Regions from separate parts of the Homo sapiens genome. Here region 1 is linked to region 2. Evidence: chromatin loops called from intact Hi-C (ENCODE). Cell type or tissue: OCI-LY7. All regions are shown on one strand. Each heading gives the region's core, and the rest is flanking DNA. Links, peaks and the distances in the headings are about the cores only.

The links. A loop is a pair of places that touch in the nucleus more often than their neighbours do. Peaks named below come from ENCODE experiments on the same cell type or tissue, not always from the same donor. Only the 100,000 strongest peaks of a DNase experiment are listed, where the experiment ranks them.
Region 1: a loop joins it to region 2, with 2.4 times the contacts of the local background. A loop is called at or near these places in 1 of 110 quality-filtered maps.

The regions. Positions count from the first base shown.
Region 1 is chr3:114,170,961-114,187,795 of GRCh38, forward strand. It overlaps DRD3 (dopamine receptor D3), which reads right to left and starts at 8,092. Exons shown (of 7, transcript NM_000796.6): 1 at 7,697-8,092; 2 at 763-1,067. The coding sequence starts at 1,032. In OCI-LY7, for the core only: a CTCF peak has its summit at 8,846 (motif pointing left); a DNase peak (open chromatin) is centred at 8,821.
Region 2 is chr3:114,107,430-114,124,264 of GRCh38, forward strand. No RefSeq gene overlaps it. Among named protein-coding and RNA genes, the nearest start is that of QTRT2, 59 kb to the left of the region's middle. RefSeq lists an enhancer at 3,490-3,991. In OCI-LY7, for the core only: no CTCF peak of the experiment used is centred there; no DNase peak of the experiment used is centred there.

The DNA.
Region 1 (16,835 bases), core at 5,428-13,427, 66 kb after region 2:
GATTTCTTTGTTAGCAAATGGGTGTTTTGTCTTGACCACCCCCTGGCTCTGTTTTGCACTCCCAATTGAAAATACTTTCAAATTTAATAAATGTTTCTCCCCAAAAGAATTCACCAGGATCTGCTGCACTATCTCTCTGGCAAAGGCTCTGTACTATTCATGGACACATGGAAAATATACATTTGAGGGTTTTGTCTGTTCCTTTGGTAGCAGAGTCTATGGAGAACTGGTACCCAGGAGGAAAGAGCAAAGAGGGACTGAGCCATCGAAAGAAGTCTGATCTGTTCGCTGGTCATTCTTTCTATCTTCCCTTACATTCACTAATTTTTTTTTTCTATAATTCCTTTTTCCTCCTGGCCTCACATCCCTCCTGCACACCCTCACCCTCATATACATTAAACACTGGTGAAGAGGTCTTCTGGACTGCTTCACCCAGCCCACCATGTCATTGAGACATGTCTGGCACAGAGAATAAACTCTAGGCCATATTAGGAAGAGTCCCGTCACTCAAATCCAGTCACCTGAACACTGGAGACCCATGAACAGAATCATTCTCAGCTCCTTGGTTCTGATGTGGATGAGGGACAGGATGGTGACTGTTTTCCAGAGCTTTAACTCTCTCATTACAGGGAGAATGAGAGCTCTCCTTCCTTCCTCAGTTCCTGACTGTCTGGGGAGTCTTTTGAGCCCCAAAGGCCAGAACTCAGGGAAGACAAGTACTAGCACAGTCATAGAGACAACATGCACCTGAAGTCTACTCACCTCCAGGTATACCACCCAGGGCATCACCAAGGTGGCCACCAGCAAGTCTGCCACAGCCAGGCTCACTACTAAGTAGTTGGTGGTAGTCTGCAGGGCCCGCTCCTTCAGCACAGCCATGCACACCAGGCCATTGCCGAAGACGATGGCCAGGATGAGCGCGCAGTAGGAGAGGGCATAGTAGGCATGTGGGCGGGCCTGGCTGGCACCTGTGGAGTTCTCTGCCCCACAGGTGTAGTTCAGGTGGCCACTCAGCTGGCTCAGAGATGCCATAGCCCAGAGGGAGGTGCGTGATGCCAAGGGGCTTCCTGTGAGGAGACAGAAAACAATATTAATAAAATCAGACTCTTTGGGGCTTGGTTGCTTAGTTACATTTTTTTATTTATTGCATCAGCAAATATTTATTGAGCATTTTCTATATAGTAGGCACTGTTGTGAGAGTTGGAGATAGAGCAATGAACAAAACAGATAAAATCTTAATTCCTTCCCTTTGAAGCTCCCATTCTAGAGGAGAAGACAGATAATAAACAAGATAAATAAAAGATGTGGTGTGTTCAATAATGATACGTATATTGGAGACAAATCAGAGAGGCAGGTAAGTAACGGGTGAAGATTGTGCGTATGTGAGTGAGTATCTGAGTATAATCAGGAACTCCTCATGGAGAAATCAGCAATTGAGTCTTGACCTGGAGGAGATCAGGAAGCAGACCATGCAGTTATCAGATGTGATAGCAGTCTGAGCAGTGAGAACAACACGGGCCAGCAGGAAGGGCTAGCACATAGAAGTCATAGGAGGGAGTCTGGTGAGGCTGGAGCCAAGTGAGGCAGGAGTAGAATAGGAGGGTGTGAGGTAGACAGATTGTGCAGGGCTATTGAAAGTACCATGCTTGGACTCTGAGTGAGATGGGAAGCTGTTGCAGGATTACAATCCCAGCTCTGCTGCTTCCTAACTCTGGGACCTTATGCATATTACTTTACCTCTCTGAGCTCCAGATTCTTCCCATGTAAAATGTGGGAATAATGAAACCCATCTATCTTAGTCCATTTTGGGTTGCTATAACAGAACACCTGAGTCTGGGTAATTTATAAAGAGCAGAAATTTGTTGTCTCACAGTTCTGAAGGCTAGGGGAAGACATAAGGCCTGTGACTTAGGGAGTAACCCTGAAACCCAAGCAAAAGTGACTCTTGCCCCAAGCTCTAGAGGAGGTGCTATAGAGGAGTCCACTCTGGTCTTCTGCTGTGGTCTCGGTGTTTGTGTCTCCCTAAATTCATATGTAGAAATCCTAATTCCCAATATGATGGTATTAGGAGGTGGGGGTCTTTGAGAGGTGATTAGGTTATGAGGACAGAGCCCTCATGAATAAGATTAGTGCTTTTATAAAAGAGACCCAGAGAGCTAGCTAATCTCTTTCACCATGGGAAGACATAGTGAAAAGACAGCCATCTATGAACCAGAAAGCAGGCCCTCACCAGACACTGAATCTTCTGGTGCCTTGATCTTGGACTTCCCAGCCTTCAGAACTGTCAAAAATAGATATCTGTTGTTTATAAACTACTCAGTTTATGGTATTTTGTGATAGCAGCCCAAAAGGACTAAGGCACCCTCTACTGGTTATGCCTCTAACCTCTATAGAATGATGTTGTAACCTCCCACAGTGCCAAGGAGAAGGTCCACTAAGTTTACAACCCTGTCTAGACCACACTCAGGGAATTCTCTACCCAACTGCTCAGAGCCTGTTTCCAAGACATCACGGGTCTCATTCTAAATCTCTCACTCTGACGGGAGACTGTGCCATAAATGTGTAGGGTTCCTGGGGCCAAGTGGTGGCTTTCAGTTAGAGCTCAGACAAATAGATTCTATGTAGCCTGAGGTTGGGAGAGAAGAGGCCAGGGTCCCTGAAGCAGATTAGGGGTGGGGGCCCAGCTTCTCCTGTATGATCACATTTTGTATGGAATTTTGAAAGGTCCAGGAATCTTAAATTCAAACTTGGCCTTCCATGTTGTTACGAAGGTGTATTTGTCAAGGTGGGAGGATGAAACATTTTACTCAATGGCTTGTTGGTTACAACTTTAAAATATTTAAGCATGGTACATATAGACCTTTATGGGAACTCTCTCTTCAGGCCTTGGCAAAAGTAGAGGCTGACTTGGTGGCCAGAATTTGCCCTCAAGCCAGGTATCTGTAGCTCTCCCTTGATTAGGAGACCGGCCTAATCATGGCTGTCATTTTGTACCTCACTTTGAAATGTTTCAGCCTGAAATATGAAAGAGTTAAAATGAACAAATACTTGGGAAAGGGTGACAAACTTGGAATGAATTTAGAGAATTGTTTAAAAAAATTGTCCTTTATCTTGGCACACTGTTTGCACTCAATGTATTTTAAAACATAATAATAATTCTTGATAATAATTATAATTTTCTCATTATTCAGAGGAGGGCAGCCGCTACCCTGGAGATAGCACCGCTGCTGCCAAGAGCTTTTGGAAAAATACAATGCTTTCTGATTGTTCAAGGATATTCCCACTTTTAAGGCAGGCTGAGGCCCAAATGTCTTCCCTTTCACAACTGGGCCACTTTGGAACACAGTGGCCAGAATCCCTCTTTTCTGGGGTCTGCAACTGGTGAATAATGTCTTAGCCTCCTCTCACCTGCCACGTAAGAGGGAGGCATAAAACCTTAGGATACTTGTTACTCTTTTGCTGGACTTTTTACTCTGCCAAGAGGTTTGACAGCTACCTAAAAATAGTATAGCTGAATGCCAGTGGCTAATTATACGAAGGGAAACCCTCAACTCTGAAAATCAATTCTGAGCCTGATGTTGGAATCACAGTTGCATGGATTTCTGATTTCATATTTATTTTTTCCACATCTGATCTTAGATCCTTTATAGCAGCAGGTGGGTTAAACCGTGATTGTTCAGGTAGTTTCTGATGAGTTGTGGATGTGGGAGATGAAAGCAAAGATGAGTGAGATGCTAGATTACTCTCTATCCCTCAGCTAATTGTTTCAACTTCCTCCCTGCTTAGATTTTTTTTTTTTTTTTCAAACCAGAGTTGCTTATATAACACAGAACTGAGCTGGGCTTTCTTCTTTCTTTTCCCCTCTGTTAGATATGCTAACAGATAGGAAACGGGTCTCAGGTAAGAAGAAGCAAAGAGCCTAGAGAATTCATTAACTCAATCACTCTCTAAGTAATTTACAATGATAGGCTGGTTTCCTCATCAGCAAAATGGAGATAATCATATCCATTCCATAAGGTTATTATGAAGACTAAATGAGATTATATACATGAAGTTTGGCACTACTGACAATTTGGGCTGAATAATTCTTTGTTGAGGAGGTTGTCCTGTGCATTGTGGGGGGTTTAACAGCATCCTTTACATATACCCACTAGATGCCAGTAGCATACCCCTCCCCACAAGTTGGGACAATAAAAAATGCTTCTAGACATTGCCACATATCCTGGAGCGGGGGTGCAAATTGCTCTCCCCATGAAGAATCATCACTCTAGCATAATGTCTGGCACATAGCACTAGAAATATAGTTGCTTTTATTGTTAAGAGGAAAGTGGGAATAGGTGAAGAGTTAAATAAGCTGCAATTGTAAAGTATCTAGTGAACTTGGAAATGATGACTGACATTCATGGTGGCATTCATGCTTAAACATTCATGAAGACATTCTTAATGTCATCATGTCAACATTCATGATGACATGCTTAAACATTCAGGACGATATTCATGATGGCATTCATGCTTACAAAATCTAAGCAGGGAGGAAGTTGAAACAATTAGCTGAGAGACAGAGAGTAATCTAGCATCTCACTCATTTTTGCTTTCATCTCCCACATCCACAACTCATCAGAAACTACCTGAACAATCACGGTTTAACCCACCTTCTGCTATAAAGGATCTAAGATCAGATGTGGAAAAAATAAATATGAAATCAGAAATCCATGCAACTGTGATTCCAACATCAGGCTCAGAATTGATTTTCAGAGTTGAGGGTTTCCCTTTGTATAATTAGCCACTGGCATTCAGCTATACTATTTTTAGGTAGCTGTCAAACCTCTTGGCAGAGGAAAAAGTCCAGCAAACAGTGTTAGGAGTTAAAAGTGGATAGGAGGTAAAAGAATAGAGAAGGCAGAGAAATAGAAGATTACTCTTGGCGTCAGTCTTTTAAGATTCATTACATATAACACTACTTACACATTTTAATGAGCTTTTAAATGCCTTACAAAGTATTGATTTATCTTGGTCTTTATAGTTTGTTCTGGCATCTCTTAGAGTGAGTGCATAACCTATTTAAAAAGGCAGGGGAACAGAGAGTTGTCAGGTCCCCATCAGTTATGACATTTGTCCTGCTTTGCTGATGTTCAATCCCTCAGTGCTGAATAACAGTCTTCCTGAAACATTCGTGGGGTTCCTCCTTAGCACCTCATTAAGACTTACAGAGTTTTAATTATTTGTTCTCTTTCTGTAAGAAAACAAATGAAGATGAAGACAACTACATCTGGGCTACTACTGTGTGGCAAGTATGAGTACTTTACATGCATTTTAATACTTATAGCAGCATGGAAGTTGACGTTAGTCATTCCCAGCCCTGCTTGGGGGCTCATTCCTGTAATCCCAGCACTTTGGGAGGCTGAGATGGAAGGATCACTTGAGGCCAGGAGTTTGAGATCAGCCTGGGCAACATAGTGAGACTCCATCTTTGCAAAAATAAAAGAAAAGAAAAATTAGCTGCGTGTGATGCCATGTGCCTGTATTCCCAGCTACTCGAAAGACTGAGGCAGGAAGATTGCTTGAGTCCAGGAGTTAGAGGCTGCAGTGAACTATAATTGTGCCACTGCACTCCAGCCTGGGTGACAGAGCAAGATCCTGTCTCAAAGTAAAAAAAAACCCACAAAACTGTCATTCCCGAGTTGAGATGGATTTTACTCAACCCAGAACAAAACGCTTCAGTAACAGGGTTCCATGACCACATCTTCACTCATTTCACAGATCTCTGGCTGTTGCTACATCTAATCTTTTACTCAGACGACTCCTGACCACCAGTCGCCAGAGCTTTTCTGGTCTGGGCTGTAATTCGGACTTGCTATATTGCCTGATAAAATTAATAATTATAGCTAAAATTTATAAGCATTATCATCATTCAACCTCACAACAACCTGATGAAGAAGGTAAGCACTATTATCCTATCAAGTTTTCTAGATAAAAAAGGTGAGTCACAGAGAGGTTAAATATCTTGCTGAGATCACAAACCAGTAAATGATGGAGTTGATTCAACCCAAGATTTGTCTGATTCCAGAGCTCATGTTCTTAACTATGCCACTTAACTATGCCACTTTTTGGGGTGAGGCAGACAAATGTGAAATGGGTACTAATTTTACAATCTCACTTGTTCAGAGTATGTGAACATGTCACATCATCTGACTAGGCTTGGTGAAGTAATGCAGGTGCACACTGCTCATAGAGCCAGTGGGAGTTACATTGTTATTATTATTAGAGATAGTCTTTAGCATTTCTATGCTACTTTCTTCTTGCAAATTGCTGCCTATTTTCCTGAAAAAGATTCACAAATGGATTGCAATACATAGCATATTTATGTATTTGGGCACATTTACATTGTTGGTAAATGTACAGAGAAAAACTATTGCTGGTTACTGAGTAGCTAAGATAACAGTTTTTTCCCCTCATTAAACCTGACTAGTAAAGCAGAGCATACTCACTTTCCTTCACAACCTCTAGAGACTGAGCATCCTACCATTCTAATCAGAGATAAAATGGGGAACTCAGCAAATAAATCAATCAATAAGCAAATATTAATTGATGACAAACTTCAATGCATTAGAAATTGAATCTGATATTGAGTAGAAACTGTTCGGTATTTGCTTTAATGTATATTCCATAACAAATAGCCTTCTGTATGGATGCTTTAATATTAGGCACCCATTTGGATACTGTCAGTATTTTCCTTGCTCAATACCCTTGCTCACTGCTAGCCATACAGACCCTTGAAAATATTCAACTACAAATAAATGAGTGCCGAGTAAGAATCTTTCTCACATTGTCTCTACTTCTCCTTGACTATAAGACATCCTAATGCCATGTCAAGCAGTGGTTCTTCACTCTTATCTAAGGACAGATATTTTACAGACCTTTTAGTATCAGTAAGCAAAGGCTTCACCTATAAAGTGAAATAGTCATGCACAATGAGTTTAGAATCCAAGTTTCACTTTGCTATTGCTGCATTATTATTCATGCATGTATTTTGATGGTATTCAATTAAACTAAATGCATGAACTGGAACAAATACCTAATTGCAATGACTTCTGTTGCCCCAGTAAGCTACAGCAAGTAATGGAAGTCTCACAATTAAATAACAATACCCTAAAAATCATATACCATCATCAAAGGAAACATACACAATCATCATCTCAAGTACTACATATCTCTGCTGGGAATAATTGGATTCTGACTTAGAAACAGCCTGACTTTAAATAGACCATTGAAAATAGTGCCTCTCCAAACCTTCAGCTCTGAATTGCCAGGGTGCTGAATTGAGGAGTTTAAAATAACAGACCCTTACAATTAAGTAAAATCCTTAAGAGGAATACAATCAACTTCCATACAAATCCTAGAAATAATAACAGCTTTTTGTTTTCTATCTTTTAATTCTTCCTTGATATAGCTTCTAGAGCCCACAAGGATACAATTTTGGGGGAAAAAATAAAAGAAAAAGGAATATAAAAGGTTTCTGCTGTCCAACCACTTAGAAGAAAAAGAAAACCATTTCCTCAGGGCTTTGGTTTTTAAATAAGAGTGGATATTGAGTTTTAATGCATATTTTTAGAGATCCACAGAACCCCAAGCTGATTAAATAACCTTGAGGAAAATACTATGTCCTAAATTAGAAACGAAAAGAAAAATTACTTACCCTAAAATTTTCTTCTGATTTCTGGAGACCGAGGAGTTTACCACTTCGGCTCCTGCAGCCATTTACTGACAGCAGACATACCCAAGCAAAGCAAACTTTGCCTTTCTCAGGACTCAGAAACTATGAAATGAACAGAAAGAAATCACCCATTTTTGCCTCTAAGGTGAAATTACTTGAGTGCTGCTTTTCCAGCTTCCCTATTAGACCTTAGTGCATGTTTCATAGCTGCTTTCGAATGTATCCGTTTTCTTTAGAGGATTTGGGAGGGACCCTAAACTGAGCGTTGCTTGGGTCAGCCGCTCAGAGGTTCTGTCCTTGGTGCTGAAAGAGGGATGGAGTAGGCATAGGCAGTATCCGTTTTCTACCTCGCTCTCTTTTCCTCTTTGTCTCTCTATCTGCTCGGATACTGTGCTTTTTAGTACATGTATATTTTCTCCTCAGTGCTCTTTTTAATCTTAGTTTTTCCACTGTTTTTACCTTTATGCTTTAATTTCTCTTGAATAACTCTCACCTTCCTCAGTTTAATTGCCTTTCCAGATTTTGGTGGGTGTAAAGATGATTAGTTCAGAAGGAACAGATCATCAAATTGATACCACAATTGGTTAATGGAAATCAGTACAATTTAAAACACAATTGACAGGATAATTGAACTTGGAGGTGTAAGCCTGTCTGGGAAAAGAAGGTTAAAGGAAACATATTACAAAGGTAGCAAAACTGAGGCATGGCGTATAACTGGCAATAAGGATGAAATAAGCTTAATACTGTAAGAAATGTTAAATGTTTACTTAGCAGCACTTCTTGTTTTCAGAGGACTTCATAAATATTTGCCAATTCATTCTTACTGCTTCTCTGTGATATATACATAGATACCTTTTTTAAAACTGGTTTGGAACAAGCTAAAGTGAGATGCAACCAAGGACAATATCAGTGAAAGTCAGCAGTAGAACATAAACAATCCTAACTTATGGTCACCTGTTCATCTTACATTTTACTGTGGCATCCTAACCATTTCCTGTTCTCTCTCTCTTTTTTTTCTCCTCTGTTTGGTCAGTGTGGTAATTCTTCGGCTGTTTTCTCTGCCAACAGTGGATGTGCTTGGCAACTGCGGTGCAGTTATAGGGAAGCTAGCTCTTGTTTGACTATGATGGAGACCTCTGCTGGCTGAGAAAGAAGGCAGCAGCATCAACAAGGTCTAAATACTGCTATTGATAACAACCATCATTTATTGAGCATGTACTTTTAGCCAGTCATTTTAATGCATTGCTCCTTTTAATCCTTTCAACAACCCTACAAGGCAGGTACTATTTTTTACCATCCTTAATTTATGGATAGGAAAATTAAAGCTTATGGAGGTTAGTATAATGTCTGAAAGTCACACAGCTAACAAGTGGCTGACCCAAGATTTGGATCTAAACAACCTAATTCTCTTAACCACTATGGTATAGTCTTCCAAAAGAAGAAAATTTAAACTTCCCAAAAGACTGATAATATGTCAGAGAGAATAATAATTATGACAGTAATAATAATATTAATAATACATTTGTATATAATTATATTTAGAAATCATTTAGATGATTTAGAAATCATTCTGTAAATTATATTACATCAGTCTTCATGATGCCATCTTTATAGAGGCTGTTATGGACTAAATTGTGTCATTCCAAAATTCAAGTGTTGAAGCCCTAACCTTAGAACATGACTGTATTTGGATGTAAGATCTTTGAAGTGTGAGTTAAGTTAAAATGGGGCCTGGAGGGTACGCCCTAATCCAATATGACTGGTTTCCTATAAGAAAAAGAAGAGGCACCAGAAATGTGCACACAGAGGAAAGGACACAGGAAGATGGCATCTGTCTGCAAGCCAAGGAGAGGGGTCTTGCAGGAGAAACCAAACCTGCCACCCTGTTGATTTTGGATTTCTACCCTTCAAAACTGTGCAAAAATAAATTTCTCTTGTTTAATTCACCTAGCCTGTGGAATTTTGTTATGGCATCCCTAGCAAACTAATACAGAGGGTTAGAGAGGTTAGGTTCCATATCCAAGGTTGCCCATAACTTATTGGGCATAAATGTATTAGTTATATGACATAACTATATTGAACATGCCCTAAGACTAGAACTCCTGGGTTGAATGTGAACTCCAAGGCTTTTCTTCCCTTGGATAAGGGGACCAAGAGAATATGCACTGCTAAAACTTGGCTTGTCTGACATATAAAAGCAGGGAGTAATGTCAGGCTGTTATGTGAGCAGAATGAAGCAAAGGCCTTCTAAGGAGTTAAGAACCTCATATCACTCATTTTCAGCAACATGGTTTTCACGTTTCAGTATCCTATGTTTATTTTCTTTAACATTTGAAGACATTGTGCCTAATGATAATGCTATCTTGATAATGCGTGAATGTAGTAGGAAGAACCCTATTTCTAACTTTCTGTGTTGAGAACACATATTCTCTCTTCAAGGGCAGTTGTAAATGCTGGCAAGATATTCCTCAGCATGTTTTTAGTGCCTTCCTTTGGCAAAAGTAAAAGGAAGATAAAGAGTGATATAGACTCTAATTCTGTGTAGGAACAAGAGACAGGAAAATTAACTGACATGCCTAAAATCACACATCTAGGCAGTCAACTCTGTTCTGACTTAGCTGTCTCTGGTAGACTCCTTGACCCCCGTGGTGAATGGGGAGGGATTGGTGTGGAAATAGAAGAGAAGCAGGGTAAATGAAGTGATCCTTTCTCTCTGGACTTCACTATAGGTGAAGATTAGCAATTGCTCCTTTTATCTGGCACTTCCCATTCATACAACAACAAACAATTTTATTCTTTTAAGTAAGTGGAACCCTTATTCATGATTGGCATTGAGATATGCCTTCTGGGAAGAACTCCAAGATGCCTACAGAAGAGATATGCCTGGGCAGAAATCAAGAAAAATATAGATCATTTTTTTCATCTTCCTTCCAGAAACTCCATCTCAATAGCATGGCTGGAACATTCTCATGTACTAGCCAATGGCCCTTCATCAGGGAAAGTCTTTATGTTTTCAACTTGAAGTGGCAAGTCTAGAGCAAGAGAAGAGAGATGGTGGGCTTCTGATACATATGGTTACTCAGTGATTTTGTTTGAAAGGAAATTGATGTGAAGTTTGTGGTGGGACTATTCTCTTCTTGTCTTTGAAATGCTGTTCCAGGGAATGATACAAGAAACCTTGCCTTGAGCACCGACCATTGAGTACACCACTTTAAACCCCCACTGAGTTCCCACTCACTAGGACAGTATGGAGACTAAATGAAGCATTATGGGGAGGCAATTTGCAGGACCTATATGAATAAAGGAACATTTTGTTTCCATGTCTTATTATAACTGGCATTCCTTACTGTGAACTGGAAGATTTGATTATCATGATGATCTTAAACTGCATGATACTGATCTGGTCTGAACAAGAGCCTCTCAGTATGTTTTTCACTGGAATCAGACCTCAAGTTGTAAAAGTGTAAATGAAAGTTGGCAAATGCAGTGAGTGGTCCAGTAGTATGGTTATTTCTTCTCAACCTTAGCCCCTGTTCCTCTCCAATGAGATCTGGTGATAGATGAGAACCATCTGAGAAAGTGTTAGGTTTTATGTTTGAATTCATTCTGCTGCTGTAATACAGTTCTTGAAAGAAAAATAGTTCAACTCACTTATTATTATCTAATATTGAGCACCACTTTCTTCCTTTCTACAAGAGAATGGCAGGAAATAACAGAAGGAGGCTTCTCAATCAATCAGATTTGTACCAAATCACTCATTATAGGTAGCAGAGTAATAGTAAGGAAGGAAATAAATAAATGATAGTGGTTTTTTATATCTGCATCTACCCTTCTGTGTGCTTGCATGTTACCTCCCTTTTCTACTTCTATCTTAACTTTTCGACCTATTTTCTTCCTGTTTTTTACTACCCTCCATCATCATCTAATTTTTTCTTTTTTTCTTTTTCTGTTTTTTGAGACAGAGTCTCCGTCTGTCACCCAGGCTGCAGTGCAGTGGTGCAATCTCGGCTCCCTGCAACCTCAGCCTACCAGGTTTAAGCGATTCTCTAAGTACCTCATATAAGTGGAATCCTACTATATTTGTCTTTTTCAGACTGGCTTATTTCACTTAGCATAATGTTCTCAAAATTCATTGATATTGAAGTATATGTCAGAATTTTCTTTCTTTTCAAGGCTGAATAATATTCAATTGTACCACATTTTGCTTTTCTGTTCATCTATGGATGACACTTAAATTACTTTCACATTTTAGCTATTGTGCATGACACTGCTATGAACATAGGTGTTCAGATATCTTTTTGAGATCCTGTTTTCAGCTCTTTTAGATATATATCCAGAAATGGAATTGCTGGTTCATGTGGTAATTCTGTTTCTAATTTTTTGAGGTACTACCATACTGTTTTCCACAGCAGCTGTATCATTTTACATTCCCATCAATAGTGCATGAGTGTTCCAATATCTTCACATCCTCAAGAGCATTATGCCTCCATTGTAATTTATTCTTTGATCCACTGATTCTTTAAAAGTGTGTTGTTTAATTTCTACAAATATGTGAGTTTTCCAGTTTTACTCTGTTATTGATTTCTAATTTCCTCCCATTATGATCAGGGAAGACTTTGTATGACATTTGTCTTTTAAAATCTATTGAGACACAATTTGTGGCCTAACATATGGCCCATCCTGGAAAATGTCCCATGTGTACTTGAAAAGAATGTGCATATCATTGTTGTTGGGTAGAGTGTTCTGTATATGTCTTTTAGGTCTAGTGGGTTTATTGTGTTGTTTATATCCTCTATTTTCTTACTTATTTTCTGTCTGGTGGTTCTATCTGTGATTGAAGGTGGAATGTTAAAGTTTCCAACTATTAATGTAGAATTGTATATTTTTCTCTTTAATTCTACCAGTTTTTGCTTCATGTATTTTGATCGTCTGTTATGAGGCATGTTAATGTTTAAAATTGCTCTATTTTCTTGTTGTATTAAATATTTTATTAATATATAATACCCTTTTTTATTTCATAATTTTTTGACTTAAATTCATTTTTGTCTGATATTTGTCTAGCCATTCCTGCTCTCTTTTGGTTACTATTTGCATGAATATCCTTTTCCATCTTTTCACTTTCAACCTATTGTATCTTTGTTTTCTTTTTCTCTTTTTTATTATTTTTGTGTGTGTCTTTGGATCTAAAGTTAGTTTCTTGTAGACAGTATATCCAGCAATCATGTGTTTTTTATCCATTCTGCTGATCTCTGTTTTTTGATTGGGTAGTTTAATCCATTTACATTTAAAGAAATTACTGATAAAGAAGGACTTACTTCTGTTGTTTGCTATTTGTTTTCTATATGCCTTATAGCTTTCCCACATCTCACTCTGCATGACTCTTTTTTGTGTGTGTTTAGTTGATGTTTTGTGGTGAAATGTTTAATCTCCTTTCTTATTTCCTTTTGTTTATATTCCTTAACTATTTCTTTTTGGTTGCAGTGGAGATTACATTTAACATCCTAAAGTTATAATACTCTAACTGGAGTTTATACCAGTCTAACTTCAATAACATAAAATATCTGGTCCTCTACTATTCTTTCTTCACTCTTTTTGGTTGTTAATGTCATAAAATTATACCTTTATATATTGTGTAACACCAAACATAAACTAATAATTATTTTAAATGCGTTAGTCTCTTAAATTATATAAAAAACAAAACATGGAGCCACAAACCAAAGTTACAATAATGTTAGCTTTTAGACTAATGATTGTTTTCTTTTAAATGTATTAGTCTCTTAAATTATGTAGATAGCAAAATACTACTAGCTTTTATAAAGGTCCTTGCATTTATTGAGCTCTTTGTTTCTTCATACAGCTTCAAGTTACTGTCTAATGTCCTTTCATTTCACCTTGTAGGACTCCCTTGAATATTTCTTGCAGGGAAAGTCTAGTGGTAATGTGGTAATGCTCCTCAGCTTTTGTTTATCTGGCAATGTCTTATGTTCTCCTTCTTTTCCTGCTTCAGTCCCCCAAGTAGCTGGGACTACAGGTGCATGTCACCATATCTGGCTAATTTTTTGCATTTTTAGTAAAGACAGGGTATTGCCATGTTGGCCAGGCTGGTCTCGAACTCCTGAATTCAAGTGATCTGCCCACCCTGGCCTCCCAAAATGTTGGGATTATATGTGTGAGTCACTGCAACTGACCTCCTTCACTTTTGAAGGACAATTGTTCTGATATAAAATTCTTGGTTGACAGGTATTTTTTTCTTTTAGCATTTTGAATACGTTGTCCCACTACCTGATGGGCCAAAGTTTCTCATGAGAAATTTGTTAATATTCTTACCAAAGAGCCCTTGCATATGATGAATCAGTTCTTTTTTTGCGCTTTCATAATTCACTGTCCTTATATTTCAGAAGTTTGATTATAGTGAGTCTTGGTGTGGGTTCATCTTGAAGTTCATTGTGCTTCTTGGATGTTTATGTCTTTCATCAGATTTAGAAACTTTTCTGCCATTATTTCTTCAAATATTCTCCTTACCCTTTATCTAGCCCTTCTCTTTCTGGTGCTGTCACAGTGTGTTAGTTGGTTCACTTGATGGTGTCTCCTATGTCTTTTAGGCTCTGTTCACTTTTCTTCAATCGTTTTTCTTTTTGTTCCTCAGACTGATAATTTTCATTGTATCTGCAAGTTTGCTGATTTCTTTCTTGCCTGCTTAAATCTGCCTTTAAATCTGTCTAGTGAAGTTTAAAATTTTAGTTATTATATTTTCAGCTTCAGAATATCTTTTTGGTTTCTTTTTAGTGTTTCTATCTCTTCGCTAATATTTCCATTTTATTCATAGGTTGTTTTCTTGACTTTTCCCACATCTTCTTTTAGTTCTTTGAGACTTTAAGTTAGGTGTTTTAAAGTCTTTGTCTAGTAGATCTGCCACTGAGACTCTTTCAGGAATAGTTTTGGTTGATTAATTAAAAAAAAAATTGAATGTGCCATACTTTTCTGTTTCTTCATGTGCCTTGTAATTTTATTTTTTTTTTAAGAGATGGGCTTGGTCTGTCACCCAGGCTAGTGTGCAGTGGCATGATCATAGCTCACTGTAACCTCAAACTCCTGGGCTCAAGCAATCTTCCTCCCTCAGCCTCCTGGGTAGCTAGGACTACAGGCTACCATGCCTGGAAAATGTTATTTTATTTATTTATTTATAGAAGTGGAGTCTCACAATGTTGCCCAGGCTGGTGTCTTGTAATTTTTTGTTGAAAAACAGACATTTGAAGTTAATAATGTGGTAACTCTGTAAATCAGATTCTCCCTCTTCTCCAGGGCTTGCATATTTTTTTGTTAGTGTTTTGTTTACTACTTTAAAAAAATGTTAAGTGCTGTTTCTGTGTCAAGGATCAGCCTGACGTGCAAATTTAAGGTTTCTTTTCTAAATCTGCACCTTTCCCTAGGTAAGTGCAGTCACTTTCTAATTTTCCCTGTATATGCATTGTTTTTTAATGTCCTAGTCTTTAATGTCTGACTTCCAAAAGGTGGAAATAGAAAAATAAAGGTAGATTTTTAAAAAATGGAAGCGATTCTCCTGCCTCAGCTTCCCAATCTCAGCTGGGATTACAGGCATGTGCCACCATGCCCGGTTAATTTTGTATTTTTAGTAGAGACAGGGTTTCTCCATGTTGGTGAGGCTGGTCTTGAACTCCCGACCTCAGGTGATCTGCCCACCTTGGCCTCCCAAAGTGTTGGGATTACAGGCATGAGCCACTGCACCTGGCTCTAAATCTTCTTGAAGTTACTACAGCCAGACAGGGAGGGGCTTATAACAGTGGGGGAGGTGCAACAACCGTGGTAGCATACTCCTTTGTCTGAATCTCTGTGATCAGAAGGAGCAATCAATTATCAGACCATAGTTCCCCTCTATTTGGAGGACAAGGTTCTTTTTGCCCACTCTGGCTCCTGCAAGCTGCTCCCAGAATTCAGACATAGCTGTATGCCACATTGCTGGAAGTGGAGAATGAGTAATTGCTATTATGCTAAGAGCTGACATGACCAAAATAAACTTAATTTACCATTCAAGGCTTCTCCTGGAAGTTGCAAGCTTTCAATAGATTCCAGAGTTCCAAAATAATTACATCAGGCAGACTCTGCCAGTGCAATTGTGTCTAGCTGGGGAAACAGATTCCTGGTGCTTCCTACTCCACCATATTTCTGAAATCATCCCCTTTTTTCCATTGGCTTTTAGTGCTCCCCCTGGAAATCAGAGAACTGTGTGTATAGAAGATGGAAGATGAGAGAGATATGGAAGTGTTATTATGATGGAAGTAGAAATGTCTGAGAAAGTGAAGATCTAGAGGCTCAAAAGTTGCCTGGAGACTCTAGACTGGGTGAGACATGTTTCAACTGTTTTATTCTAGGCATTTAGGGACATGTATCATGGGGAATAAGATGGAGGAGTAGTAGAGGCACTTTAACTTTTTCATAGTTGACAACATTCCATCAAAGAACAGGTCATGTGTTTTCTTTCTTTTCTTTTTTTGCAAATGTCTAAAAAATGTTCTCTAAGATTAGAAATAAACGATCATTATTTTTGTCGTAAGTTGGGGTTTGTGTGTTCACACACTGTGCTTCTCTTGGTTAAGTGCCTTTATAATGGTTTGATCTCTGCCCTAGAGCACAAAGGAGCAGCTTTATCTTCATATCTTGTTTTTCAAGATACTCAGCATGTATAAAGTATATCTGCAATCCATTTTCTGTGGGTTACACTGTCTAATCTTCAAAAGTTCAGTTCTCCCCAGCAGACAGGACTTGTAGGACTTTGTATGTTAATGAGAATAATCTTGAATTCAATGAAGCTTTTGTTGCTTCCACAACTCCTTTGCAATCTTGTCATTGATGTTCAGATATCCTACTGCACTGCCATGATTGAAATGTGGTCATTCCCAGAGTAAAGCAAAATGACAGCCTATTACAAAGTAGTTGGTTTGAAAAGGGACAAATATTACTATCCAAGAAGGGCATTTGGTATCACTAGAACTCTTGGGAGTTCAAAAACTCAGCTTTATTGGAATGGCTTCACTATCCCTGGAAATGTCCATTTTCTCCTCTTGTCTATCTTATTTTCCCTATGTCTCTCTCAAATTGGCTC
Region 2 (16,835 bases), core at 2,891-10,890:
CAGACCTTATTTGCAGTCAACATATTTGACTACATAGGAAATCTAAGAGAATCTACATGAGTTAATCAGAAAGTCATTGAATGCTGCTAGATCCAAGATCAATATAAAAAAATTGTATTTCTATATACCAGTAATAAGCAAATTGCAACTGTAATAGATAATGGTATATCATCAACAATGGCAATAAAACTGTAAAGTGTTTAGGAACAAATCATACCCTTTAGATTAGCAAATTAAGTAGTTAATTTAAAAGATTGAATACAATGTGGATAAATGGGAACTTTCATATACTGGGAATGGGAAAGTAAATTAATGCAACTGCTTTGGAGAATGCATTAGTCCATTTTCGTGTTGCTATAAAGGAATACCTGAGATTGGGTAATTTTTTTTTTATAAAAGAGATTTTATTTGGCTCATGTTTCCGCAGGCTGTACAAGAAGTGTGGTGCCAGCATCTGCTTCTGGGGACAGCCTCAGGAATCTTTCAATCATGGAAGAAGGTAAAGGCAGAGTCAGTGCATCATATGGTGAGAGAGGGAGCAAGAGAGATGGGGGGACAGCCCAGCACGGTGGCTTACGCCTGTAATCCCAACACTTTGGGAGGCCAAGGAGGGCGGATCACTTGAGGCCTGGAGTTCCAGACCAGCCTGTCCAACATGATGAAACCCGGTCTCTACTAAATACAAAAATTAGCCAGGTGTGACGGCGCACGCTTGTAATCCCACCTGCTTGGGTGGCTGAGGCGGGAGAATCGCTTGAGCAGGAGGCAGAGGTTGCAGTGAGCTGAGATCGCGCCACTGCACTGCAACCTGGGTGACAGAGCGATTCTCCCTCTCCAGAGAGAGATGGGGGGAAGTACCACACTCTTTTAAACAACCAGAACTCAGAGAGGGGAACTCACTGATCACCAAGGGTTTGGCACTAAGCCATTCATGAGGGATCCACCCCCATGTGCACAGTTCACAATAGGGTTGGTGCTCCTATGAGAATCTAATACCTTTGCTGATCTGATAGGCAGTAATGCTTACTAGCCTGCTGCTCACCTCCTGCTGTGCAGACCCATTCCTAACAGGCCATGGACCAGTAGGGGTCCGTGGCCGAGGGACTGGGGACCCCTGTTCTACAGAATGTTCAGCACACATGCTCAAGGATACTTATGCAAAAATATTCATTGTAGCTTTTCAAAACAATAAAGATTTGATAACAAAGTAAATGAATATCACAGGAAAATACTATGGTTGTGTAGCAAATAAAATAAATAAATGAACTACACTTACGTATATCAATTTATGTGATAAAAGCAAGTTTCACATAAAAAAGAATAGTGCTTAATATAAAGTTTAAAAGCATGAAATCCAATATTATAGAGATACATGTGTATGTAACAAAACATAAAGTACGATGAAAAGGGGTAAACATTTGGCCGGGCGCAGTGGCTCACACCTGTAATCCCAGCACTTTGGGAGGCCAAGGCAGGTGGATCATGAAATCAGGAGTTTGAGACCAGCCTGACCAACATAGTGAAATGCCATCTCTACTGAAAAAACAAAAAAACAAAAAAACAAAAAAACAAAAAAAACTACAAAAATTGGCTGGGCGCGGTGGCAGGTGCCTGTAATCCCAGCTACTCAGGAGGCTGAGGCAGGAGAATCGCTTGAACCCTGGTGGCAGAGGTTGCTGTGAGCCAAGATCATGCCACTGCACTCCAGCCTGGGCAACAGAGTGAGACTCCATCTTAAAAAAAAAAAAAGGGGTAAACATTTAATGCCAGAAAGGGATTTCTTATGGGCATGGGAGGAGGAAAATGTTATAGGAGTTTACATATATTTGTAAAGTATCCCTTCTTTTAAAAGATTTGAAATGACCAAATGTTAATGTTTGATAAAGCTATTAGATACAGGTATTCTTTTAAGTATTCTGAGCTTTTGATATATTTTATAATATTTTCAAAAGTGAGATGATCTTCCAGGAAGCTGACATTTTTTATCTCATGGACCACATCTAGTGTTGCAGAACTTAGGGTTTCTGCCCAGTGAGTACTCCAATTCTCTCTTAGTTCTCTATCTCCCCTTTGGGAGTTAGTTTGGTCAAACCTGTGTAATCACCAGGGAAGCACAACAAAAGCCAGCTATTTATTTGTTCTCCCTATGGCTTTTCTTTTTTTTTTTCCCCCTAACATGAATTAAAACTCGTGTTCTGGTTTCTATCCCCATGACGTTGCTCATCAATTGACATTATTAAGCAAATACTTCAAGAACTTTGAAATTTCTCTTCCAATTCCTCAGGGCGTGGCGATAATTGTGAGTGGAAAGACAGTGAGGTGGGATTACCAGGCAAGCTTTTGTTTTCTTCTTGATTGAAAGGATTTACTCCTCTTTTTAGCTTCTCATTGAATCGTTTCTTTCTAACAAGTATCTCACAGCTTTTCTCTCTCTTTTCCTAAAGCACAATTTAATTTATTTTTATCTGATAAGGCATTTTTTAAACTTCCCTTCTATGTCTACTCCACATAGAACAACTTTGCTTATCCTACAGAACCTTTGCGTCCTCATTTTACCTTCCTCTGCAACTCTTGAGCAAGCCCCGCCCTTGTCTCCACGCCCTCCATCTTGGTCTCCCAGATGTCTTTGTCTTTATTATATTTTCAAAAGTGAAACAAATCAGTTAAGAAGACAGTGATATTTCTGTCTCTCGAAAACCCATTTCCTTGGCCTTTCCTTTCTCTTTGTTTGGGTGGGAATAGGACAATTTTTGATTTAAAAAACTCAGAGTTCCCAGCTCAAAATCCTCCCTAAAGTTAATTCATTCCTGCCCAGTTTTATGTTCAAAAATCCTGTCCTTGATTTTTTAGGCAGCATACCTATGATTAAGCATACACAGTGAATATCCTTTTACATATGAATCATGCTTTCCAATGTATATTTCTTTGCACATTAATTTTTTCCCCAATAGTTCTGTGAAGTAGACAGGACAGAGAGAATTGCCCTCATTTTACTCCTGAGGAAGCAGAGGCATAGAGACATTTACTCCTTAGAGTTTGTCAGCTGAAAAAGGTAGACTTTAATTGAAGGCGATAGAAGCAGGACAGTTAGGAAACGGAAAAGCCCGGCTGCCAGGGGTTACGGACACAGGCAATTCCCTATGAAAGTGCTTTCTTCACTTGCCTTCACTCACCAGATTTCCTTGAGGCAGCGGGTGGGTGAGTATGCCTGGTATGATAAAGGTTCACTCCAATACATGAACAGAAAGTATTTCAGTTCAACAAAAGCAGAGCCTGGGAGAGAAACCCAGGGGGTTTACACCAATTCTGGAAGGAGGCAGGAAACAAGCAGAGGGGAAAAGGACAGAAGGAAAGTGAAGGGGGAAGGAGAGTAAGTGACAAAGGAGGAAAAGGTGTGAAACAATTTGCTCCTAGTTTATGAAAATTCCTCTTTGAAAATGAGATAAAGAAGTAATTATTTGCATCACAAATTAACTCTTCACTTCAAAAGAGTAGTTACCACAGGTGTGATTCTGCAATGTGAGACTTTAAAAGAACATGACTTGGGAGAGGTGGGAGATTTAAACAATAAAATCCTGATTATAATATAATAGGAAATAATTCCAGTGATAAAGGGGGAGACAGCTAAAGAAGGAGGTGGTTATACAGGGAGCTCTCTGCAGAGCTCAGGCTTTGAAAAGGACATGAACAGAAAGCAAAGGGAGGGGATTATAGATAAGCTTGAACACAAAAGACTATCATGAACCTTCAAGAACAGAATAAAGGAGGCTAAAGCTGAGCTTTACAAAAAAGCGCTAAAGGCTGCATTACTTAGAGTAAAGAGAAGCACAAACATGGAGCAACCTGCTCTTTGAGGAAGTAAGGTTGTGTAATGTCAACAGAAGTTCAGCAGTGCTTACTTTTTTTTAGTGTTCATTTTGCTTCTGTCTTCTCCTAGGTGCAAAAAGTAGTTGTAACTGACATTTCTCTTAGAGAGAGACTGTATTTGCGCAGAAGGAGCACACTGATATTATCCCACTAGGGAAAGGGACAGAGATCCCCAGAGTCTCAGCCTCAAAGATAGGAGAAGACTTAGGAGCTCCCTGGCCACATTTGAGAGAAAGATGGTGAAAAGCAAGTATAGGAGCAACAAAACCAGGAAGACAGTGATCTACCACACCCCCCTTCCCTGCTCTGCTCAAATCTTGTGTAATTCTTCTAAAACTTGTTAATTGCTTTGTGTGAGTGAATTTCCCATGGAAACAGAAGATGAAACTCAGCTTGGCTCCCTAGGGCACATGGTGAAAATGACAGCCAACTTTCAGATTAAGGAGCCAAAGGAAAGAGACGTAAGGATATACAACCTTCAATTTTTTCTTTGTTTGTTTGTTTTGAGACAGTCTTGCTCTGTCACCCAGACTGGAGTGCAGGGTGCAATCTTGGCTTACTGCAACCTCTGCCTCTCGGGTTCAAGTGATTCTCCTGCCTCAGCCTCCTGAGTAGCTGGGACTATACACACATACCACTGCGCCTGGCTAATTTTTGTATTTTTAGTAAAGATGGGGTTTCACCATGTTGGCCAGGCTGGTCTCGAACTCCTGACCTCAAGCAATCCACCCGTCTCAGCCTCCCAAAGTGTTGGGATTACAGGTGTGAGCCACCGCACCTGGCCTGGGGTCTGGTATTTTAGGACAAACGAATAACATGGCTACATCCAAAGAAAAGCGATAATCTGTTGGGAATTACAGCAAATGGGAGAGGTGCCTGAAGGCTGAAAACTTTTCACAAAGGGGAACAGAATAGATTCTATCAACTAGAGAGCAATAAACAAGCATTGACATCTATTCCACTGCAAATGATTAATTCAAGACTAAGCCAATCATGGTATTCCATTCACCTTGCTAGGATGGATTGCTGCTGTGATTTAAACCTGGTTAATAAGATAAAAGGGGGAGTTTTGGGAGTATTGGGCAAAGAAATTACATGAGGAGAAGAGTGGTTCTGCAGTTACTGAGCATTGTTGTGACAGATATGACTCCTAGAATGGCTCCATCATTACTTATGGAGGTGAAGGGTGGGGAGCCAGCTCGAGAGCAAAGCAAACCTCTGGAGTTAGCAGACGGGAGATGGAAAGAGCTTGAATCCATGATGACTCTGCTAAGCCACTGAATCTGCCAGTCTGAAGCTCATACTTCATATAGACTTCTTCATGAGTGAGTAAAATAAACCTCATTGTTGAAGAAAATCTGAGTCAGGGTTTTCTGATATTTGGGGCAAAGACATATTCTAACTGATACAACGATATATTTAGCTGAAAGAGTATGTGATATTCTGTGCAAGTCCTACAAATAGCGTATGACACTGACTCTGACCCTTAGGATTTAGGCCTCAGTGTTTTTTCAATAACATGACAACATTCCCTTTAATATATTCTTCCATTTGGAGATAATTCAAATCTCAAGGGAAGTCTAAGACAGTAGCTATTGTAATTAAAATTCAGTGACTAAGCAGGCTGGAATGCTAGGATAAAACCAACAAGTCGAATAGATGATGAATACAAGATCCAGCATTGGTTCCAAAAATCTACATCCAAAGTTCAAGACCAGGCACGGTGGCTCATGCCTGTAATCTCAGCACTTTAGGAGGCTGAGGCCGGGGGGATCATCTTGAGGCCAGGAGTTCGAGACCAGCCTGGCTAACATAGTGAAACCCTGTCTCTACTAAAGAATACAAAAATTAGCCAGGCGTGGTGGCACCCACCTGTAATCCCAGCTACTCAGGAGGCTGAGGCAGGAGAATCACTTGAACCTGGGTGGAGGAGGTTGCAGTGAGCTGAGAACACGCCACTGCATTTCAGTCTTCATGACAGAGCGAGACTACGTCTCAAAACAAACAAACAAACAAAAATACAAAAGTTCAAGACTTGGTTTAATATAACTTTAGTGGAAAACATCTGAGAATTTTAGCTGAGCACATGTAGCAGATGTTATAGTCTACTGCCTATAGTCTTACATCAAAACTAAGGCAGTTATTCCCCCAGCTGAGGGGAGTGTTGGTGGCTTATGGCCAGTGGCTCTCAGCTAAGTCCCTGTCCAGGACTGGTTCTCAGCTGAAGAGAACCATCCCTCTTAGGTTGTGCCTCCTCCCTGGAGACAGATACTTCTTATAACTCAGTAATATGGGCATATAAAAGCCTGTTTTGTATGCCTAAAGCCAGGACAAGTTTGAAGGGCTATCCCAGATCCAGAGACCCCTATGGGACTGCCAAAGTCCTTGTTACAACTGACTCAGAGTCCCACTCCTCTTCTGCCCAGTCTTCCTTTATCCTACGTGAGTGTTGATCCTCAAGTTCCGATAAACTTTCTGCATGTGAATCTCCAACTCAGAGTTTGTGTTTGTTAGGGACCCATGTCATCATGGACCTCCTGTTGAAGTGAGGTCATATGGGAGCCAGGTAGTACATGTAACATTGGCTTAAGTGTGACTCATGGTGGGTCGTTTTCTTAGTTCCCAAATGTGTAAATTCCAATTTGTAATTGGGATGGACATATGTAGCAGTTGGCTGAACATCGTTGTGTGCTTGACCCTGGAGAACTAGTGTAACGGGGAAGGCCAAGTGGGAGCTTCTGAAACTTCCCCTCAAGGCAAGATAATAAATTTTAAAAATGACGGTAGATGGCATGACAGAAATTAGGGTGACCATTGAAGATCTAGAGAATTCAGGGCTGATGGTCTCCACTAATGCATCAGTCTGTCCCCTCCAGACCCTGGAGGATGACAGTAGACTGCCACACAGCCAACTAAGTGGTAGCCCCTAATTGCAGCTGTGGTGCCAGATGTGATGTCTTTAACATGGCCTCAAGTATATACTATGAGGCCATCAATCTGGTGTGTTTATGTGTTCATTTCCATCCCTATCAGTAAGGAAGATCAGAAATTCATTCACTTGGGAAGAACAAAAGTTTACATTTACTGCCTTGCCTCATGACTATACAGATTCTCCCATCTGTGGATATAATACTGTCCAAAGGAAGCTGGACCACATGGACATTTTGCACAACTTTTCATTAGTTTGCTACATCTGTAACATCATATTAATCAGACCAAGTGAACAACTGGCAAGGGCTTTGGAAGCCTTGGCTAGACACATATACTCCAAAGGGTGGGAGATTTTAAAAAATACTATAAAGATTCAGAGACTTTCCACATTAGTAAAATTTTTAGAGGTCCAGTAGGCTGGGGAATGCTGAGACATGCACTTCAAAGTAAAGGACAAATTATTGTAACTTGCATTTCCCATAACTAAGAAGGAAACCCAGCACCAATAAGCGTCTTCTGGTTCTGAAAGCAGCACATTTCACACTCAGAGACACTACTCTAGCACATACGCCAGCTGAAACATGAGTCTACCAGATTTGGAGAGAGCCCAGAGCAGGAAAGGGCTCTGCAGCAGGACCAGGCAGTAGTGCAAGCTGCTCTGTCATATGATGATTTTGGTCACATGATGTGGTAGAGCCTACAGTATAGGAGGTATCATTGATAGAAAAAGGCTGTGTACATTTTATGGCAGGCCTCAATAGGCAAACACAAATAGACCCCTAGGATTCAGAAGCAAGACAAGCAATTTGCAGCAGAGAACTATACGTTTAGATAAATATTCCTGGTGCCCTACTGGTTCCTAGTAGGAACACAGCACCCAACTATGGGATGCCAAGGGTCCACACAGCAAGGACTGCCCATTGCGAATTCTGACAGACCCCCAAATCATGAAGGCAGGCAGGCCTACCAACAATTGTAAGGAAGGAAATGATACGTTTGGGATCAGGCATTAGCAGAGCCAGAGAGCACAAATAAGTTGCACGCATATGTGGCCCAGACTACTAGGTCATCCATCACATTTGCACTGATGCCTCACCCTTAGCTCACACTTACGGCAGCATAAAGTGAGGGCAAAAGCTGAGTTTGATTTATGTACGGGTAAGATTGGAATGTAGTAGCAAGCTAAAAATAGACTATTGCTATATAACAGGACCACATCCTTAGCGTGTCCCAGAAAATTAGGGATGAGAGAAATTCTTCCTAATGGATAAAGCATCAGATGGTGCCTTTGTCGAGAGAAATACTCTGAGATAAGATATGTATCACTTATAGGCAGTAGTGAATTATTTGGACAGTTGACTCTATACAACCTGGGAAGTAGAATGTCTTAGCCAGTTGATGTCAGCCAGCTCCTATCAGTGCTGGCACAATAGGCACATTAATGGACCATGGGTAAGGAATGGAGACACCATCCTAACAAGACTAATTGACTTTATTTTTATTTTTTTTGAGACGGAGTTTCACTCTTGTCACCCAGGCTGGAGTGCAATGGCACCATCTCGGCTCACTGCAACCTCTGCCTCCCAGGTTCAAGTGATTCTCCTCTGTCAGCCTCCCAAGTAGCTGGGATTACAGGCACCTGCCACCAAGCCCTGCTAATTTTTGTATTTTTAGTAGACATGGGGTTTCACCATGTTGGCCAGGCTGGTCTCTAACTCCTGACCTCAGGTGATCTGCTGGCCTCGGCCTCCAAAAGTGCTGGGATTACAGGTGTGAGCCGCAGTGACTGGCCTAATTGACTTTCTTAATCAGGAGAAGATAGCTCTTCTCTTACATGATGGCGACAGAAAAGAATACTCCCTTGCCTAATTTTGATGATAAATGGATAAGTACAACAACCATGACTGAGAAACAGTGGTGGTGATGGAAGCTATTTATAGGCCCAACAACACGTGCTCTCACTTGCTAAGGCTGATCTAGTTACTGCCACTGCTGAAGATCCAGCCTGACAGCAACAGATACCATCACTGAGTCTCCAGTATGGCTCCATCCCTCAAGAAGACCAACCAGCTTCTTAATGGCAAATTATTCTTCTTAATGACAAAATGGGTCCTTTCCACCATGTGATTCCACCCTGTGATTTTGATACGAATGGACACTTATCCTATTCATACAACTTCAGCTAGACAGTGCCTATGTAGCATTTGATCCACTGAAACAGGATCCTGCCAAACATTGCATTGGACTAAAGTAACTGCTTATGTTAATGGAAGTTTAACCTTAATTACTTCCTTATAGGCCTTAACTCCAAATACAGTCACATTGGGGGTTATAGATTCAACATATGAATTTTGGAAGGCTCTTCTTTTCCCAGAATTGTCTTTGCTGAAAATCAATTGACCATAAATATAACGATTTATTTCTGGACTGTCAATTCTGTTCCATTGGTCTATATGTCTTCTTACTGCAAATACCATACTGTTGATAACTGCAGCTTTATAGTTAGTTTTGAAATCAAGGATTAAACATTCTCCAACTCCTTTCTTCCCACGCATGGAAAATCACTGATCTCTTTTCTGTCTCTACAGATTTACCTATTCTAGGTACTTTTCTTTTTAAACAGTGTCTTTTGGCTATTCTAGGTCTTTTGTACATCTATGTAAATTTTACAATCTGCTTGTCAGTTCGTGATGAAAAAGGCTGGTGGAATTTTGAGAGGGATTGTGTTGTCTATATATCAATTTGTAGAAAGTTGCCATCTTAACATATTGAGTTTTCAAATCTCAGAACATAGAATGTTAGAGGTCCCTGTTCTTTTTTAATTTTAAATTTCTTTTCATAATTTAAACATTTTTTCTATTGAGGTAAAATTCATATAGATAAAATTAACTATTTTAAAGTGAACAATTAAGTGGCATTTATTACATTCACAATATCGTACAACAACTACCTCTATCTAGTTCCAAAATATTTTCATCACCACAAAAGAAAACTGTGTACCCATCAAACAGTTACTCCTCTTTCCTTTTTCTCCCAACCTCGGACACCACAGTCTTCTTTCTGTCTCTATGGATTTACCTGTTACTCTGAATATTTCATATAAATGAAGTCATACAACATGTGACCTTTGTGTCTGACTTCTTTCGTTAGCACAGTGAGTGTCTTCAAGGTTCATTCACATTGTAGCATGTATCAACTTCATTCCTTTTGATGACCAAATGATATCCTATTATATGTATATACCACAGTTTGTTTATTCATTGATGAATATTTGAATTCTTTCTACCTTTTGGCTATTGTGAATAGTGCTTCTATGAATATTTGTGTATAAGTACTCATTTGAATACTTTTTTTAATTATTTGTGGTATATAACTAGAAATTGAATTGCTGGGTCATATAGTAATGCTATGTTTAACCTTTTGAGGTAAAGATCCTTGTTCCCATATGTCCTCTAGGGCATAAAAATCCCATTAAGCTCTAAATTATGGTTTCCACCTAGTCATTTGGAGCTCCTCATGCCAGGAGACAAACAACCAACATCATGGAAAGGATAATTAAATCTTGATCTTCAGGAGAAGGTAGGAATGTTGTACAGTGGGAAAATGGAAGAATGCATTTCGTACTTGGGTGATTCACTGAGGTGTCTCTTTACATCTCTTTGCCTAATTTTGATGGTAAATGGATAAAATGCAGCAACCATAACTTGAGAAAGTCACCATGTCTCTCAGAGCCACTCCACCACTGTGATGGCTAATTTTAGTTATCAACTAGACTGAATTAAGGGACACCCAGATAGCTGGTAAAGTATTATTTCTGGTATGTCTGTGAAGGTATTTCCGGAAGAGATTGGCATTTGAATCAGTAGTAAGGAAGATTCCTTTTTACCCAACATGGGCAGGAACCAGCCAATCAACTGGGGATCCAGATAGAACAAAAAGGCAGAAGAAGGGTGAATTTGCTTGCTTTCTCTTCTGGAGCTGGGACACTCATATTCTCCTGTCCTTGGACATCAGAACTCCAGGTTCTCTGGCCTTCGAACTATGGGATTGCAGCCGTGGTTTCCTAGGTTCTCGGCCTTGGGCCTTAGGCCCAGAGTTATACCATCAGCTCTCTTGGTTCTCAGGCCTTTGAACTTGGACTGAGCTAAGCTACCAGCTTCTCTGGTTTTACAGTTTACAAATGGTGTATTGTGGGACTTCTTAGCCTCCATAATTGTGTGAACCAATTTCCATTATAAATCTCCTTTCATGTATCTATATCTACACATATCCTATTAGTTCTGTTTCTCTGGAAAACCCTGACTAATACAACCACCTAGACCAGTAGAGTGCTAGTCAATAGTGAGGAGAATCTGGAATAGATCGTAGAAAAGGGTGATGATGAGAATTACTTTGGCTCTAAGACCAGCTGCTGTGACAGAGACTACAGTTTGTCCCACTAACCTTCTCCAGGAAGAGATACCAGCTAGATTCCTGATAAAGCTGTTTCTAGCATTTATTATTTGAAGAAACTAGAGCCAAGTGGCATATAGTGTAGACTACAGTGGATGCTGTGATGTGCTACCAAGATCTTACTGAGGAATTTGTTCCCCCAGTTGTTGGGAGTGTTGACAGCCAAATGTTTTCAATTGAAGAGAGCTTCTTTGTCTAAGCATGCCTTCTGCCAGAGGCAGCCCCCATTTAATAACTGTCTGGGGCCATAAATGCCCTGCCCTCTACAGAGCTCCCTGTGGGATTGTCTGAGTTCTCTGTGTGACTGCATTATAGTACAACTCTTTCCTGTGCTGAAATCTACTTCCTTCAGTCTCCTATAGGTGTTGATCCCTAAGGCGTACCTCATTAAACTTATCCATTCTCCATGCAAATCTCCTTCTCAGAGTTTCAATGAGCCCTAAAAAGTCAATGCAATTTGAGTTGGGTCATTAAAAACTGAATATTCTAATCATGGGAAATAATGAGTTCATGGCACTCTGAACTGGTTACACAACATTTAGAGGATTGTGTCCTATTTGAGGTCTAGTATTTTTATTTTAAGACGGAGTCTCACTCTGTCACCCCGGCTGGAGTGCAATGGCGCTATCTTGGCTCACTACCAGCTCCGCCTCCCGAGTTCATGCCATTCTCCTGCCTCAGCCTCCCAAGTAGCTGGGACTACAGGTGCCTGCCACCACGCCCAACTAATTTTTTGTATTTTTAGTAGAGATGGGGTTTCACCATGTTAGCCAGGATGGTCTCGATCTTCCGACCTCATGATCCACCCGCCTTGGCCTTCCAAAGTGCTGGGATTACAGGCGTGAGCCACCGCACCTGGCCTGGGGTCTAGTATTTTAAGACATACTAATAACATGGTTACACCCAAAGAAAAGCAACCAAGATGGATAGTGTAAGAAAATATTACATCAAGTAGAGGTAAAGCAATGGAAGCTTTGGAGAACTGTTTTAATCCCACAAAGACTGCGATGAGGAGGAAAGAATAGAGATTTCTGTGCTAGAGGAGAGAATAGGAACCAAAAGGTGGATTTTATAAGGCAGCAGATTTGGGTTTAATGAAGAGAGGAATTTTCTAAAGGATGACCTGTCATGTGTCTTAGGAAGAAGTGAGCCAGCTTCTTAATACAGCTAGATGATCATGGGTCAGAGATGTTCTAGAGAGAATTTCTGCAATTACTAGCAGACTGGGCTCAAGTCTCTTCCAACTTTCAAATCCAACGATTGTAGGTTGTGATAAATTACAGGCTTCTTGAAAGTCTTTCATATGGAGTCTTAGGGAATCTGTCCAAGCATAATAAAAGACTCAATTATATCAGTTTTTCTTAAAGAGAAAAAATACCCCCATCACTATTAGTCAGTCTGGACTGGTGCTGCATGAAATAGGATAAATACAGGATTTTCCTTTTTCACTTTCCCCAACTCCAATGAGTTTGCTATTAAATTCCTTTTTTTAAGACACAGAAGCAACAGATTGTCTTTGTACAGGTTTACTTTTTATTAGTAAACATATTTACAGGTTTTTAGGGCTCAGAAGATAATTCATGTCCTTCTAGAATTATTTTTAGCCTGTCTTATCATAGCCTTAGGAATCCAGACTTACCATATTTACTGATAAGAAAGTTGAGCTTTAGTAAGTTTATAGACTTGACCCAGGCCATCAAACAGACTACACGCCAATGCTGGAAGCTGACATCTTGTATTCTGAATGAAACAGCCTTTGCACATTTCCCCTAGTCATCCAAATTCCAAGTTCTCTTGCCTGTCATACCACTCTCACTATATTTTATGGATTGAATTGTATCTGGCAAAAAGATTTGCTGAGGTCCGAATGCCTGGTCTTTGATCCTGTGTTGAAAAAGGGACTTTGCAGATATAATCGAGTTAAGATAATGTAATATTGCGTTAGGGTAGGCCCTTGTGATTAGCCTCCAGAACGGTGAGAGAATCAGTTTCTGTTGTTTTAAGACATCCAGTTTGTGGCATTTTGTTATGGCAACCCTAGGAAACTAATAACACCATATCCAAGGCATTGCACCCAGGCAGGAAGAGATGGAATAAGAGGAAGGGGTGTCAGGCTCAGATTTCACAAGGGACAAAGACAGAAAGTCTTAAAGAATAGATGTGTTCTGCTCCTCATTTTCTGGCCGGAAGAGGAACACAGTACCCAAGTTAGTCTTTAGCAAGCAAGTATCTGCCACCATCAGCCTGGGTATTAGAGCATAACATACTTGTGCACTGCACTGTGTAAGCAGGAGAAGGTGCCCTGTTAGGTACTATCCATTTTTCTAACAATCAGACTACAAAGTCAGCCAAGTATCCTGGGCACGTATAGGGAATAAAAGACAACAGAAAAATCAGATTTTCTGTGAGAGATTGAAAACACTATGCCAAGTAAATAGGCTCTGGGTGGGCTGTGAACTAGACAGATATGATAGGAGTAGTTGCTTAGGGTGAAAATAATAATCACAAGAGTACCAATGATAATAATAATCTCTTACATTTGGTAGGGCTTTACAGTTGACAAAACACTTCTGCTATGGTTTGAATGTTTGTGTTGCCTCCAAAATTCATGCTGAAACTTAATCTCCAATGCAACAGTATTAAGAGGTGGGACCTTCAGGAAGTGATTAGGCCATGAGGGCTTTGCCCTCATGGGTGGGATTAGCTTCTTATAAAAGGGCTACAGGGATCTACCTGTGCCTTTTGCCCTCTGCCATTTTACCACACGAGGACACAGTGTTTACCCCCTCAGGAGGACTCAGTAACAAGGTGCCATCTTAAAAGCCGAGACCAGGCCCTCACCAGACACTGAACCTGCCAGCACCTTGATCTTAGATTTCCCAGCCTCCAGAACTGTGAGAAAATAAACTTCCATTATTTATAAATTTCCCAGTCTGTAGTATTTTGTTACAGCAGCAAGAATAGACTAAGACAGCTTTTAATATGTGATTTTTATCTAATCTTCAAATATACTAGTAAGGAAGATCGGGCTGTGGCTGGGCGCGGTGGCTCAGGCCTGTAATCCCACCACTTTGGGAGGATGAGGTGGGTGGATCACCTGAGGACAGGAGTTCAAGATCAGTCTGACCAACAAGGTGAAACCCCATCTCTACTAAAAATACAAAAAAAAAAAAAGGAAGATCGGGCCTTCAGGTCACTGTTTTACTCACGAGGAAACTGAAGCTCATGGAGGTTAAACCACTTGCCCAAAGTAACTTGTCTGTGCTAGCACTAGAATGCCAGTCTTTGACTCATTTCTGTTCATTTTCTTTCCCACAGGGTGGTCAGAACCACCCTGGGTTCAGCCCAGCTCCCTCTCTGGGACACATGTATCCTTGGAGGCCTGTAGCCACCACTCACTCCTCTCAGTGCCCTGCAGACTATACACAAAGCAGGAGTCAATGCACAATAATGGAGATGGGGTGATTAATTGAGGTGAGGGTGGGTGGAACAAGAGGTCCCAGGTCTTGTGCTTGGCACGAACTCTCTGGTTCTGCCTCTGCCAATGTGTGCTGCAGACAGCTAAGCTGACACTGGCATCACCTGCACTGAGTCTCTGTGTCATGAGGTAGTCATGGAAACTCACTCCTTCCTAAGGTAATGAGGAGACAATTAGGTAGAAATGAGAAATCGAGTTAATTGCTTGTCATCCCCTCTCTGCTCTCTGTGTATTTATTCAAATTAAGCTTTTTCAGTTTTCTAGTGTCAGCAGATACCAATGATCGGAGCACAGGCTTGGGAGCCAGGACCTCCAGGAAACAGCCAGTACTGCATGAATCACTTGCCCTTCCTGCCTCTTTGTTTAGTCCTGACCCAAGCATTCAGGAAAACAAATCTCTTTGCCTGACCTCCCTTGGCTTCTGACCGAAAGTCTCTGAACTGACTTAATTTTAACCATCTCTGGCTCCACATGCATTCAGCTAGTCATTCCTCTTCCTTTAGAGAAAAAGGGAGGAATTCAAATTAAATTCTACATTTGTGGAAATCCAGTGTAACTCAGAGAGATGTAGTTAAATAAATCAGTGATGGACGTTTTGTGGTGTGTATTGTCCGCATGGATGGTAAGGAGGCAAGACCTAGAGGTCATTTGTGAGTAGGGCCCCCATAGGCTCAGCTGCCACTTGAGCAGAGCAGGAAAAGATCTGCCAAGATCACACCCTTTCCTTCCCTGTCCTTTCCGTAGGGTCTCTTCTCTACAGCAAGATGGAATTATTTGAAATTCCTTTCATGGTCCTTGCTTCTACTTATCTTTAGCTCTTCAGAGGTCTGCTCTGTCTAGAATGCCTTTCCTACTTTTTTATTACATCTCAACCCTGGCAATACTTGTCCAAGAAGCCTTCTCAAGGCTGAATATGGGGCTTCCAAGTTCATGAATTTCAAGAATTCGTGGGTTTCCAAACACCATGAATTCTCTTTTTTATAGACAACAAGGAGTTCATCACTGTACGCCTAAATTCTACTGTGGGCTAGAAGCTTCTGGGGGCAGGAACCATGTCTTCTTTTTTTTTTGAGATGGAATTTCACTGTTGTTGCCCAGGCTGGAGTACAATGGTGCGACCATGGCTCACTGCAACCTCCACCTCGCAGGCTCAAGCGATTCTCCTCTGTCAGCCTCCCGAGTAGCTGGGATTACAGGTGCTTGCCACCACGCTCGGCTAATTTTTGTAATTTTAGTATAGACAAGGTTTCACCATGTTGGCTAGGCTGGTCTCGAACACCTGGCCTCAGGTGATCCACCCTCCTCGGCCTCCCAAAGTGCTGGGATTACAGGAGTGAGCCACTGCGCCCAGCCAGCCATGTCTTTTTTGATGATGTTTCCCAGTACTAAGCACAATGCCTGACACATAGAAGGTGATCAATCAATATTTATTGAATAAGTGATGGATTTAGAAAATGAGTAATGGATAGAGTATTAGAGGATTGTGTCCTGGAAGAAGAACATATTTATGTAAGGTCTAGGGTTCAATGTTTGTTGTAATCTACGTGGATTTCCATGCTATTTGCATTTTACCCAAATAGTGTGAGCAACTATGAGACTTCTTTGGGATCCAGAATAGATCTGCCCCAAGAATTCCGCTCTGCTTCATTCAGGCCAACCTCTCTCCTGGGATTTTTGGCCATGCTGGCTCTGAAGGTAGTGAGCTCTGAGAGTAAGTGTGTGGGTTCATGTGGGGACTGTAGAGGCAGAGGAGGTAGAATGAGGAGTCTCAGGATGAAGAGGCTGAAGTGCTAGCTTGGAGATTCGTTTGGGATTCCTGTAGGAAGCTCTTCCTGGATCAGAAGAAAATGCGGGAAAAAAGATGTTGTCTAGAATTAGGGATAATAGACACTATCTAGAAAAGGGGTGGCTCGCAGTTTAATGGTGGAGGTGACAATATAACTTTTACTTTGTATCTGCATGAAGTTTACCGTTTTTATAGGGCCCTTAGGAATGCAGCAAAATAGAAAGAGTACAGAACTAGGATTCAGCACATTTGAGTGCCAGGCTGTCATTAACCAGCTAGGGGACAACACTTCTGGGCCTCAGTTCCCTTTTCTGTAAATGA